Regions from separate parts of the Homo sapiens genome. Here region 1 is linked to region 2. The links are chromatin contacts, found by Hi-C or POLR2A ChIA-PET in ENCODE. All regions are on one chromosome and are shown on one strand. The core of a region is the stretch at or near the end of the contact, and the rest is flanking DNA. Distances in the headings are between cores, read along the strand shown. Region 1 overlaps ZBTB20 (zinc finger and BTB domain containing 20). Region 2 holds the start of ZBTB20-AS5 (ZBTB20 antisense RNA 5).

Region 1 (6,684 bases), core at 282-2,781, 43 kb after region 2:
AAGCCCTTGGTCTATATTTCTCAGGTAGGTAGAACTGATCTATCCAAATTTGTAAGCACAGGAGTTTAACCTCTTTGTCCTTCCTTTTCTACTGAGACTATCGGGAGGTGATGACCTGGAAAGTGTTGCTCATATGCAGATCCACATTTTCCTGTAAGAGAGCTTTTGAAAGGTTTGACTGAAGGGAAGAGAGTCAGCAAACCCATTTCCTCTTTACACTAAGCTATGCTCTTCAACCAACCTTTATAAAAATTTTGGTTCCCTAGCTATCAGTTCTTTTGTCTTATTTTTCAATAGGTTTAGAATTCAAGTGGGGAAAAGTGATGCTATTTATGGGCCCCCTCGAAGATTCCAACACTTTGGTATATGATTTTGCTTGGAATATGATTCTGTTTCTCTTCATCTTTTTTACATTTTAGCCAGTTTTCAAGACTCAGCTGAATCAGTTTTACATGAAACTTTCTAGCCTGCAAGGCTCTTTCATGAATGAAACCCTATGGTACTTCCTGGACTGTATCATTCCTTTTGGAACTTAGTCATTTATTATCTTATGTGCATACACAACGCTCAACAATATAACTGTTTTTCCTAACTCAATTTTAAATTCCTTAAGAGCAAGAAAGGGTCATGTACTTATGGTATATTTATGCTTTAACTATCCAATAAAAATTATTCTTTGTACATAGCATGTTTTTAATAATATCTTAAAGCGTGAATGTGGGGGAGAGTGGCCTACTGACCAGGCTTTGATTTGAAGGCCCAAGGTACAACGGAAATGGCTTAGTAGCTGGATGGTTCCTGAAGAGGTTGTCGCAGTGCAGTGGTGAAAGAAAGAAAAGGTTACTATGGGCATGTCCCTGAGGTGTGTATCAGTGCAAGTCTGTGTATACACACACACACACACACACACACAGTCTCTCTCTCTCTTACATATATATGTAAATAGAACTTAAATCTGTCTTGTGCTGTGTTTTCGCCTTAGTAATACTTTATTTCTCTTATTAAAAATACATGGAACTCACCATCTGATAGGTAGAAAGGCTAAGAGAAATGCAACCAGAGGGAGGTAATATTCCTGGCTATAGTCGATTGGTGTTCAGAGTGTTTTGATTCTCTGAATGAGTCAAAAGATTGAAAAAAAAATAGCCACTCTTATCACTAGGAAAAGAAATGAGGAGGAAGGGTCCTGAAAATGGTGTCTGAGCAATGAAAGACAGTGAATATTTTAAAGATCACAAAATTTAATTTATTCAACCTAAATGCATAAAAGTACAGGTGGGGACATTATTTATGCAGGTATATGCAAATCACTTTATAAAATAGGCAAAGCCCTTCTGCTTTTTATAAGTTGCCAAGGTGGTTCCTGATATTTTAAAAGCTATGCACCTTTAATGTAATTTCCTAAGAGTTGGAATCCCTCTGTCGAAATCATAGTCATTGTCAGAGCAAGTTGATTTTTTTTTTTCCTATCCTCTGGGACATTTACAAGGATCTTATAACCATCACAAAAAGAGTGGTTTCCACAGAGATGTGACTGGAAAAATCCCTTGGAAATTGCTGAGGAGCAAGTCACAGTGTTCAAAGCAAAGAACATAGGCTTTGAAAACATGAACCCATCTGACCTCTTGAATTTAGTACAGTGAATTCCTGAGCTCTGAAACATGGGGCCCGGCTGTGCATGCCATATTGGTGCTATAAGACTGGCAGTAGGTTGGCTGTGGCATGGTCTATTTCAAACTCCTTCACAGTGCCCAGTGTTGCATGTTCCCAGATGACATTTGGTTGGCAGAAGCTGGGCTTCCAAAGCTGGCAGCCTGGAATGCAGCCCACTGTGTTTTGACAAACACATAATTGACCATCTGATCACCAGCCTACGTTCTGCACTCAGGTCACTGGGGGACCTGGGCTTTCAATAGGTCCCTACTCCTCGTCTTGTTCATCTTCCCAAACCTTTCTCCAGAAAGCAATATAGAGAAGGCTTAAACACACCCACGCATATCCTCCCATTTGCAAAAGAGAACATAGTACATGAAACATAAGCTGTTGAAAATTTCCTTTAAATTGTCCTGGCAGCCCAAAGTGAACAAGAGAAAAGCACACTTATGGTGAACTCTAATTCAGAGAGAAGGAATGAATACACTGAATTGTTTCAACACCCGGCTGTGCATAAGTTGCAATTCAGTTCAATGGTTTGGAAATTTTGCTTAGAAAAAGGGAGCAATGAGAAAATGATAGGAAATTGGGGCATTGATTGACTTTAGGGGGGCATTATTTAGAAACTGTTTCATTTTCAGGTGAAAGAAGAGACAAGCAGGACACTGGGAATGTCTTCTCCTTATCTGCCTGCTCCTCCCTCACACCCACTATGGGCAGTAGGAGGCACGCGAGCCTGGTGACCAGGGGGCAGTAGCTCAAAGTGAGGTCATATTCAAATTGAGGTCTTTGCTGAAGATCCCATAAGGATGTATTTTGGTCTGAAATTTGACTCCACACAATGTTTCAGCCTTTCTCCTAGAAGGCAAAGATTATGCAATAGGCCAAGATATGCTGGAATTACACAAAGGTTAATGTCTATTTCAACACTACCAAATAGCCTCTCCCTCCATCCTACCCCTACTGCACAGTTCAGGCCTTTGGCTTTTACCTTTGACCTGGTCTCCCTATTCTGAGTCAGCCTCTCCACTTTCACCAAGTGCTCTTTCTAAAACATACATCTGCTTACAATTCTTCAAAGCCTCCTTGAGCCTGCAGGATCAAGTCCAAACTCCTCTGCACGGCATACAAGGTCCTCCGTATGGCAGGCAAGGTCCCCTGCCTGCTTTCCAGCCCAATCTCATACTACTCTTTCAACCACCATGTTTCAATCACACTGAACTATTCACTCCTCTGAATCTCGCTGCTACTTAACGCCTCCTGATTTTGTAAATGCTCTTACATTTTTCTTGATTATGATCCCCTTTTCTTTCTGCTCTTTCATATCTACCTGGTAAACTGCAATTTACTCTTCTGACTTTAAGACCCAGCCTGGTCACCTTACCACATCCAAGTGGGCACTCCTCCTTCATTCCTCTTACTACGTCTTGTATATACCTGCATTTCAGTGCCTATCATATGCTATAGTCTTTATTCACTTATGTATCTCCCCTATCAGACTGAGATTTCTAACAAAAGAAAGCATTTCTTATTTATCCCGGAGTTTCCAGAACCAAGCACAGTGACTAGCTTTCCATAAATGTTTGTTGAATGAAAACTAAATAAAGAGCTGTACATGATAATTAATCAAAACGAAGCCAAGTAGTAGTGTTAGCTTTTATAAGCATAGTAGGAGCCCATTAGCAATCTAATGAAGGCAGAAGATCCCAGCAGTAAGGCACTTTCTGATGGGTATGGCAGGGGCTGGTGACTGGCTGGGGTGACAGTAAGAGTGAGGGATAAATTCTGTGATGGAGGAAGGTCTTTTTAACAGAGACTGCCACTAAGGCTGTAAATTAACACCCTTTTCAAGACTTAATATTCAATACTGAAAGATATTGTCCTGAGAATAAATCTGAATCTGAATTGTATAGAGACCTAACTTATAAGAACCAAGTTTCCCAAATAAGGTAAGTCTGTGCTACCTGCTTCAAGGTAGCATGGCAGATTATGGAGGGTTCCTCTTTGTTTCTGCTAAACAGTAATGGAATGGGAAATTCTTGGGGGAACATCTGAGAGCTCTTCAGTTCCTATTGAAATCCAGGTCAAATACAGATTGTGATACTGGACTAAATGCACTGCTAAGAGAAGATCGAACAAGCAGAATTCTGTACCTGTTTAGAGGAGGCCATTGAAGAGGCACTTGGAGTCAAAGCACTGGGGAGATAATGTTCTGATCTGTTCTCAAGGGACATTGGACATTTCTTTTCCTTTTGTCGAGCCTCTGGGGCACCACTCTGGAGCCATCAACCATCAACTGTGTCTATGGGATACTTGAGGACAGTAGGACTGTCATAAGCCCGGTCACCCTGCTGATATGAGGGCAGCTTCAAGATTTGGAACAAGCCAAGCAAACATGAAGCCTGGCCCAGGGATGGCACAAGGTCATGGGTATATGAACGGATTATCTGCTCATTATAGGTCACTCCCCCAGCCTTATGTGTGGTTAAAAAATAGGATATCTCTAGAAGCTATGCAACTGATGGCTGATGTAGCATAGAATCAGATTTGCATTTTCCTATGAGCCAGAGACAGCCTTTCAACTACACTTTTTATCTCAAAAGTCTCCCCCTTGATTCCTAATTGGTGACACAGGTCCCCTGTACTGCTTGTGTCTGAGGCTCGCCCTATAGCACTGACGTCACAATAGCTGAGCCGTGCGGGCAGGAGTGCACTGTGCTGACTCATCCCGGTGATGTGAGGATTAATGCCTTGTCTAACACAGAGCTATTATGTGAACTGTTTTTACACAAAAGAACTGTAACAAAAATGATTTGCCAGTCAGAGGACTAGAAATATGCAGTGCTAGGTAACTGAGGGGAGGGCTGTGCAGATATAAAGTGGTAACCATAAGCATGCATATTGACATCCTCCAAAGCATTTACAGACCCACTCTATCAACACTGAAATAGAGAATAACAAGACTTGTCAGGGACAGGTAGGACCCACCCCTGTTGTATAAATGCATTACACACAGCTCCAGTCTTTGGGGAGTTTAATCAATCTCCTTTCTCTGTCAAATAAACTGTCACGTTACACTTTAGCCTTAGCATCCTTTGGAGGATTCTGCCTCCCTAAATATATTTGCCACTATCTTCTAGGAATGTTAGTGGAAGGCACGCATAAACAAAATAGCCATGGGAACCTCCATTCTGTGCAAATGATTATAATACAAGAAATACCTTGGAGTGAAGAGTCAGTGAAGCAAGATATAATGTTGTGAATAAGGAACAGAGCTCACCAGAGAGTGAGAAGCAGCCAGAGGATACCGATAATTATTTATCACATTAGGTGACTATCACTACCTGTAGGATCTTTTGGGTGGTGTCTCTTATAAGTGACTTTGATTATTTGGGTTCATTGGCCTAGAATCTTTTTCAAGCAGTTCAAAATAAAATTTATTTAAACCCATTCAGTGCAGCCTGGTTTGAATTTTAAATAATGAACGTTCTCTTTTTTTTCATATAAAATCGTGTTTTTTTTTCCCCCCGAATACCTTTCCATCTTTTCTAAAAAAGAGTGGTACCTTTATAAACCTTCTGGCACACGTGAATCTGGGATTTCTTTTTTTCCCCTGTAGACTTCATAATTTTGCACAAAAGTTTAGTCTATTTATTTTACAGTCTTGTACTTCTTAGTAAAGGGATATTAGAAATTTTGTCAATAAATGAAAGCTCTGATCTAGAAGTTAAAATTAAAAACTATTGGACCTAGGGATGGGTACATAACTGAAGAATACATAATTGCCCAATGATTGACAGGGGAGCAAAAGCCCAACTGTTGCTGGTATTTGGCTGAATAATGTAAGCTATACTTTAAAAGAGCAGTGACTTTTGCAAACAGCAGCTGCAGCCAAGTAAAGGGCAGCCTTTATAGAAGTACAGTATCTGGGCCACTGGTATTTTCTGCACCCTCATGGATAGCAACTTAGTATTACCACCAACAGCATACACTCCAAACGCAAAAGAAACTAATACACACTACAGAAGCACTAGAAACCACAACAAAGTCAACTAGGAAATATGCCAGTGAAAACCACAATTTCCTAAATCTGACACTTTTTTTTTTAAAGGTAAAGAAATCACTTTTACTTACGTAAAGAGAAGGGGCAGGTCACAGACTGATGGTCAAAGATCTGAAAATCAAAGAAAAAATAAGGAATTAAAAGCAAACCGATATATGATGCAAAACCAATATATAAAAGCAAAATGATACAGTGGGAAGAAAGAAAGCAAATCTAGGCATAGATGGGACTGGTTGTTCCTAAAGGAGCCTATTTTGTCACTTCTAGCCTCAAAATAAAGGAGACCCAGCTTCATAAAAACTTTCTAAAGGTATGACCCCCTGCTATGATGACCAAGACAGTACTTCCCAGCACAAGGAGTGCAAAGACCTTTCTTTGTTCATTTCATTCTAATCTGTATCATATAGGATTTGGTAGAGCTATGTTACCATTTAACAAAATAGCCACTAGCCACATTTGTCTATTTAAATTTAAATTATTTAACATTTAATAAAAAGCTAAACATTTAGTTCCTCAGTCTTGCCAGCTTCATTTCAAGTGCTCAATACCCACATGTGGCTGGTGACTGCCTTACTGGATAGCACAGATAGAAAATGTTTCTATTATTGTAGAAACTTCTATTGGGCAGCACTGACTAGAATAGGTAAAAGCTTTACTATACAGTACATGACCAATTTTAGCTAATTTTGACAAAGATGAGTCAAACCCTGATAAACTTTGTCTCTTTTAAGGTATATTTAGTATGTTTAATGTCCAGAAGTTCCTCTGAACAAATTCAATACATTCGTGTGTAGCTAAGAACTCAGTCCTAAGTTTGCCCCGGACTTGCCTTCTAAAACTGCCTCTACCCCTTCTCACCAGCCTAGAATGTCCCCTCTATGGTGGAAAATAATCTGATAAAGTGATTTTAAACAAAGCTTCTCTCCCACCAAACACAACTCTGTTTGGTGATGAAAATTTCAGATGAA
Region 2 (5,982 bases), core at 718-3,217:
AACTAGTGGGTGAGGGGAGAAGGAAATTAAATAAAAGAAAACAAACAGAGTCCTAACAGGCCATTCTCCGAAAAGGAATCTAAATAAAAAGTCATATGATATCTGATAGTGCAGGACACGTCGCCAAGAACTGGAGCGGATTGCCTACAGGAAGAAAGGGCCAGTGTATTCCAGCTCAAAGAGCTTTTCTTTCCTCCTCCTCTATTTTTTTTCCCTTTTCTCCTCGACTGTGAATGTGTCACTCTCAGGTCAGATCCACGAAGAATCCCAGAATGACAGCTATCACCTGTCACTGTACTCTTGGCGGCACAACTAGCTGATAGGAGCTGCCTGAGTTGGGATCAAGAAGAGCTAGTGCAGCTTTCAGTAACAGCCTGTTATCCCAGTCCCTCTGCCCCTTTCAAAGATCCCCTTGGTCACATCAAAAACAGACCAAAAAGAAAAAGAAAAAAGAAAAAAAAGGGGGGGTACCAAATGAAAAATTAAAAATGCAGGGACAACAGCCCACAGCAACAAAAGAATTCAGGGAGAAAAAATAGAACACAAGCAAAAAGGAAAAAAGCAAAACCAAAACAACTCTTGTCTTCAATATAAAACTTTTTAAAGACTGAGTTTCTCTTATTTGGATGACATTCTTTTTAAAAGTATTTTTCTCCTTAAGCACTATTAAAAGCATTAAAAAATTCTACAAAAATACAGAAAAGTCTGAAAGCAATTCAAGAATATTCCTAAAGAAAACATGTAAGTGTAAGAAGTGAGTTACCCTGGAAAATTCTGGATTTGCCAAAAGTTCCCCTACTTCTAATATCTTTCAGTGAGTTCAAGTGCTAACACTGGCCACCTAGTACTTGTTTTTTATCTGAGGATCATTACTGAGGCAACACATACATAGTAAGGTTTCCCGAAAAGACTCCTTGTTATCAAGTTACTTCAAACATAAGGCACTCACACCTCCCAGCCAGGAGGGTTTTTTGATGAGCATCACACTCTGCCCTGATATGTATTACACCCTTAAGAAGCAGTTACATAAATGCATTCTATAATTATGGAAAATGTATATATCTATATTTTCCCCTACATTTTCCCTCCCCAGGGATATGAATAGATTTTATTTTCAGTTAATAGAAAAAAAAAGAAAAGAGTTTCTGATTCTTGAAACAACTGTTGTAGCTGTTTTCTACTTAGCAAAACAGTTATCTGTAGTTAGGAATGGTACATAATATATATTTAAGGATTTTTGTAGAGCTTGAGAATTGTTCCCCTTGTTTAGTTTCGTGTCTATAATGTACCTTAAAAAGATTTCTAAGTGACAATCAACATATAAATGCATTAAGAGGAGAACTTTAAGAAAGAAAACATTATCTTGGGTTTACAAATCCAGGATATTAGCATAAAGATATAAATGTACAGCATATATAAAAGATAAAATTGTTTACTACATTTTACACATACAGCTCACATCTGATTTCTTTTTGCTTTTGTTGGAGCATTAATTTGAAAATGATAAGCATTCTGAAATGTTTGCTACAACACAAATTCATGGTAAAAATATACATGCATAGGCAAAAATTGAAATGGAGAACACAAAGCTACGTGGCAATCAGAATCGTTGACAAAATCTCCATCTAGACTATATTTTGCATGAACTAGTGTATCATAGAAGGGGCAAGAAATCTCTCTGGGGGTTTTGTCATTTACATAATTAGAAACAAAAATAAAATACAAATATCTGCTCCCTTACTACCTTTTCTTAATAACTGACAAGTGACACAAGTGGTACCTTTTAAACAGATGGATGCAAAAACTTGTGAGATCGAATGAACTGATGTACCCCATTGGTATTTTGGGAACCCAAATTCCATAATTAACTTTTTACCCAAGTGGCAAAAGTAGAAGATGTTCTAGTCACCAAATTGATTATTTGATGGACTTTTGTTCTTTCTTCCACAAGATTTTGGCGACCCAGAAAGGGTAAAGACATGATAAGAGAAGATGCATCCTGAACAACTTTTATTGTGAGTAGAAAAAAAATAGCATAAAGTGAGCATAAGAACAGTTGGATTTGGAAAGATTAAAAGAGGAGAAAAGAGCAACATATGCAACTTAACTAGTCTTTTTCTTTTTAATTTTTTCATGTACATATATGTATATATTGGGATGATGGGGAGAAAAGATAACTGGATTTCTTTTGAATGTCTTTGTGTCTTTATAGAGTGAATGTTCTGTTCCTGTCTCTTTCTTTTTAGGCGAAAAACTAATAAAAATAGAAAAACATATATCAGACATTAAGCTCACTCCCCCCCCCCCCACCCTTCCCTTTGTAAAGAACTCTTTGTTCTCTAGTGAAAATGCTGAAAAATCCCCGGGCAGCTACTCCCTGAAACAAGTGCAAAACACTTAGAGGCTTTTGGGCTGGCTGGGAGCCAGAAACCCTCCCGCTGTCTGGTTAGAAGAGGAAAAAAAGAAGAGAGAGGGAGAGGGAGAGAGGGGAAGAGGGATGGGGGGCAGAGAGAGAGGAAGAGAGAGAGGAAGAGAGAGGAAAAGAGAAGGGAGAGAGAGAGAGAGAGAGAGAGAGAGAGAGAGAGAAATTGGAGCTTCCTTTAATAGACATAGGAAGCAGCGTTTTTTTCTTTCTTTTTTTTCAAAACTGGCGGTCAAGCGTTAAGTAACTCCCGTCTAAATCCACCTGCTAGAAATGAACTTGGGTAACCCCCCAGGGGTGCACAAAGACAGGGAAGACAGTAACATACTCCATACTCTTTCCCACCCCCCGTTGTACTGCTTCCATTCTTTCTGCTCTCATACACAAATGCCCACAGCTTCTCACGCCGCCCCTCTTACCCCCCAACAACAAACACAGCAAAATACATGCTCCCTCGGTCTCCTAAAAAAAAAAAAAGGCTTTTCCATCTCGGTTGCGACACAGTGATAAGGGGTAGCGAACATCTCATACCTGGTGTGAATGCTAATCAGTCAGGAGTTCTCCTTTTCCCAAGACAGGGAACTGTTTCCTTCCAAATTTATTAGAACCTCCTCCACTGCCTCTTTGAAAAACCTTCTTTGTCACCCTCTCCCAAGTCCCGATACTTCTTTAAAAAAAAAATGGCTTCGGAGCTCCTTCTATTCTTGATATTGATTCTCTCTCTCTCCCCCCACCCCTCCTCCTCTCTCCTGTCTGTGTCTCTTCTGAGTGGTCTATTGATAAGTCCCTGGAGGCACTGGGTCAGCCTGCCCGTAGGAAACCAGACACAATGCACAAATCTCCGAGTGCCATTCTGCCATCAGCAAGCAGACCACGTTTAGGAGAGAGAGAGAGGAAAAAAAAACAGTAGAGCAAGAGACAGAGAGAGAGAGAGAGAGAGAGAGACACCAACCGAGGGAGGGAGAGAGAGACTGAGAGAGAGGAAGAGAGAGGGGGAAGAGAGAGAGGGGGGGGAGAGAGAGAGAGAGAGGGAGAGAGAGGAGAGACGGAGAGAGAGAGTGTGTGAGAAAAAGACTGATTGGAACAGGAGGGAGAGAGAGAGAAAAGGAGAAGGAGAGAGAGCGCGAGAGGGAGAGCGGCACTGCCAGTCAGGTTAATCATCCCTACTTTAATTAGCTGTTCGGCTTAGACATAAAACAATTGAATTTGAATGATCTGTCAGCAGGCTCGGCTGAACCAAAGGGGAAAAGCGAATATTACAAAAAGACTGTTGGTGTGTTCTGATAAGCAATACTGCTCGTACTGACAAATCCTCAAAGGGGGAACTATTAAAACTTACAACTAAACAAAAAGTGCAAATACAAATGGCACTAGATAGAGGTCTTTAAAAAATGGAGTTTTCTCCTCTAGTTTTATGAACCATAGATATTTATGTGCAGGTGCCAACATATTAGGGGTTTTCGTGTAATGTGTGAAAGTTTATTAACGATGGTCTAGGAGTGTAGCAGACAGATGCTGCAGAGAACAAGACAGGTACAGTCAGATGCCGAATCTAGATCTTGGAGGGAGAAGGATGCTGGAAGAAGAGGCACCGTGGCAAGAGATCAGCACAGACAAAGTCAGTGGGCAGATAGGCAGACAGATTTTAGGCACGGCACGATCTCATCTAAAAAGGCAAAAGTTCTGATGCAATATTAGGTACAAAACAATCCATCCATCCTCCTCTCCCGGGTGCACTCCAAGGTACAGTTAAAATGGATTAATCTTTGTGACAAACAGAGCTGGCAAGGCAGACACTGAAGGCGATTTGCAGACCCAGAGAATACAGAGCTAGAAAAAGCCCCAGAGATCAATCTCTCCCCCTCCCAATTTAGTAGAGAGGAAACTGAGGCCCAGAGTCGACACTAGACACTAGGACTCCAGGAGCCCACCAGGCCAGTGCTCTTTCCACCACACCAGCTAACCTAGAGTATTCTTTGAAGATCTGGCCCAACAGGTATGAAAATCACCCTTACCTCCCAAATAAGAAGATTACTCCACCTATATAGTTAGTGCACAAACCTCCAATTTCTCAAAATGTTTAAATAGCCAAATGGAAATATAATTACATATATAAATACATTTCCACTTTATATATATGTGTGTTTATGTATATATATATATATGGAGAGAGAGAGAGAGAGACCATTTTGAATGCTAGGAACAAGGGATTTAAGTCTTTAATTCATTCTAGGAGAAAAGCAGAAAAATATAATATTGTAGAGGCCTCGTCTCAGCAAGATATAACTTGTGTCACATTTTCAAGCTAATGAAGGCTAGTGGTTTGATCTACAAAGACCTCACCCTGAATTTACAATTCGCTCTATGAACATCATCTGCTATATATCACCAAGTGAGAAGATGTGGTTTTTCTCATACACCTCGTTTCTAAAATATAGGCACATTGTGGGTGAAAGAGATTGAGTCTTTCAGCATACTATGTAGTTTTAAAGCACTGATGAGATTTTCCACCTGGAGAATTAGGTATGTACAACCTTTCCAATATATTTCAATTGAAAATGAGCTACTAAAAAGGGGAAACTATATTTTCCGCCCATGAAAGTGATGGTATCTTTTTCGGGACACATATGATCATGTTCACTAAGGATTCCCTTTTGACAATGGGTAATTGAAGGTCCAGTTTTTAAATGGTGAAAGAGGTGCTTATGAAGAGAACAGTGCCATCAGATGTTACTGGAGAGATTAAGTTTCTTGCCCTAAAACAAGACTCAGGATGTGTATGAAACCGAAAACTATCTCTCAGTCATGCTTCAGCAACAACATTGCTACTTAGGGAGAAAGAAGAAAACCGAAAGAAATGTCAGGCACGTGGGAGCCCACTCAAAGACAAGTAATCTGAGAGAAGTCATAGCCAGAGTAATTTAGTTTATTTGCACACCAACCTCTTTAACAATGGCTGCTATGCCATGCCTAAAACACACGGCCTACAGTTGACTGATTTGGAAAGGGGGAAGGAATCAGTGATTTTGATAATGGCAGATCCTTTGGCAAGCCCCAAAATACCTGATAGGCCAGAGCCCAGAAGAAAGCAGTGGAGTGCTTAGTAAATGTCTGTTGGTGAACTGAGAAAAAAGAACAAGAGCTTTGGAGCAAACACATATTTATATATAACACTGCAAAAGTCACAGCTACTCTGAAAGCCTCAGTTTTCCTTTCTGTAAAAGGTGATGATATTGGTCCCATAGAGTTGTCTTAAGGATGACATGAGGAAACATATAAAGTACACAGCTAGTCATTACACGGTAGTTATTATGGAGGAAGGTGTGTAAACAAAAGTGTATATTATGGATGTGCTGAGTGTGTTATATTCAAAGCATGTAGGTTCAAGACATGAAAGCATATAGCAAAGCAAGGATCTAATATACAGATCTCTACTAGAAAGGATTGGCAGTAGAGATTATAAAGTTTAGAACTAAATTCCTAAAATCTAAACTTCAAGGATGTTAGGTCATCTGGGGTTGTATTATTTCTTTGTTCCCAGATTTTACTATATTTCCTGG

The links. A loop is a pair of places that touch in the nucleus more often than their neighbours do. ChIA-PET counts read pairs that join two places held with the same protein, here RNA polymerase II (POLR2A). Pooled maps may share reads with other maps.
Region 1: a loop to region 2 is called in a map of psoas muscle, with 2.1 times the contacts of the local background. The contact joins the enhancer-like site here to the promoter of ZBTB20-AS5 in region 2. A Hi-C loop is called at or near these places in 8 of 168 maps with a recorded cell type or tissue (B cell, CD8-positive, alpha-beta T cell, Caco-2 and 5 more), 4 of 37 single-sample maps with no recorded cell type and 6 of 50 pooled maps. POLR2A ChIA-PET finds 5 or more read pairs at or near these places in 5 of 52 experiments (IMR-90, OCI-LY7, WTC11 and 1 more).

Annotation. Positions count from the first base shown.
Region 1 is chr3:114,494,565-114,501,248 of GRCh38, forward strand. It overlaps ZBTB20 (zinc finger and BTB domain containing 20), which reads right to left. Exons shown (of 12, transcript NM_001348800.3): 7 at 5,788-5,827. The region is part of intron 1 of ZBTB20-AS5 (ZBTB20 antisense RNA 5); the gene reads left to right. Among named protein-coding and RNA genes, the nearest start is that of ZBTB20-AS5, 44 kb to the left of the region's middle. Within about 2 kb of position 1,532, at least 8 of the 41 ENCODE cell types and tissues checked have a DNase peak (open chromatin) inside an H3K27ac peak, as active enhancers do; they include dorsolateral prefrontal cortex and psoas muscle, where a contact is called at or near this core.
Region 2 is chr3:114,451,626-114,457,607 of GRCh38, forward strand. It overlaps ZBTB20-AS5 (ZBTB20 antisense RNA 5), which reads left to right and starts at 1,968. Exons shown (of 3, transcript NR_121661.1): 1 at 1,968-2,015. The region is part of intron 7 of ZBTB20 (zinc finger and BTB domain containing 20); the gene reads right to left.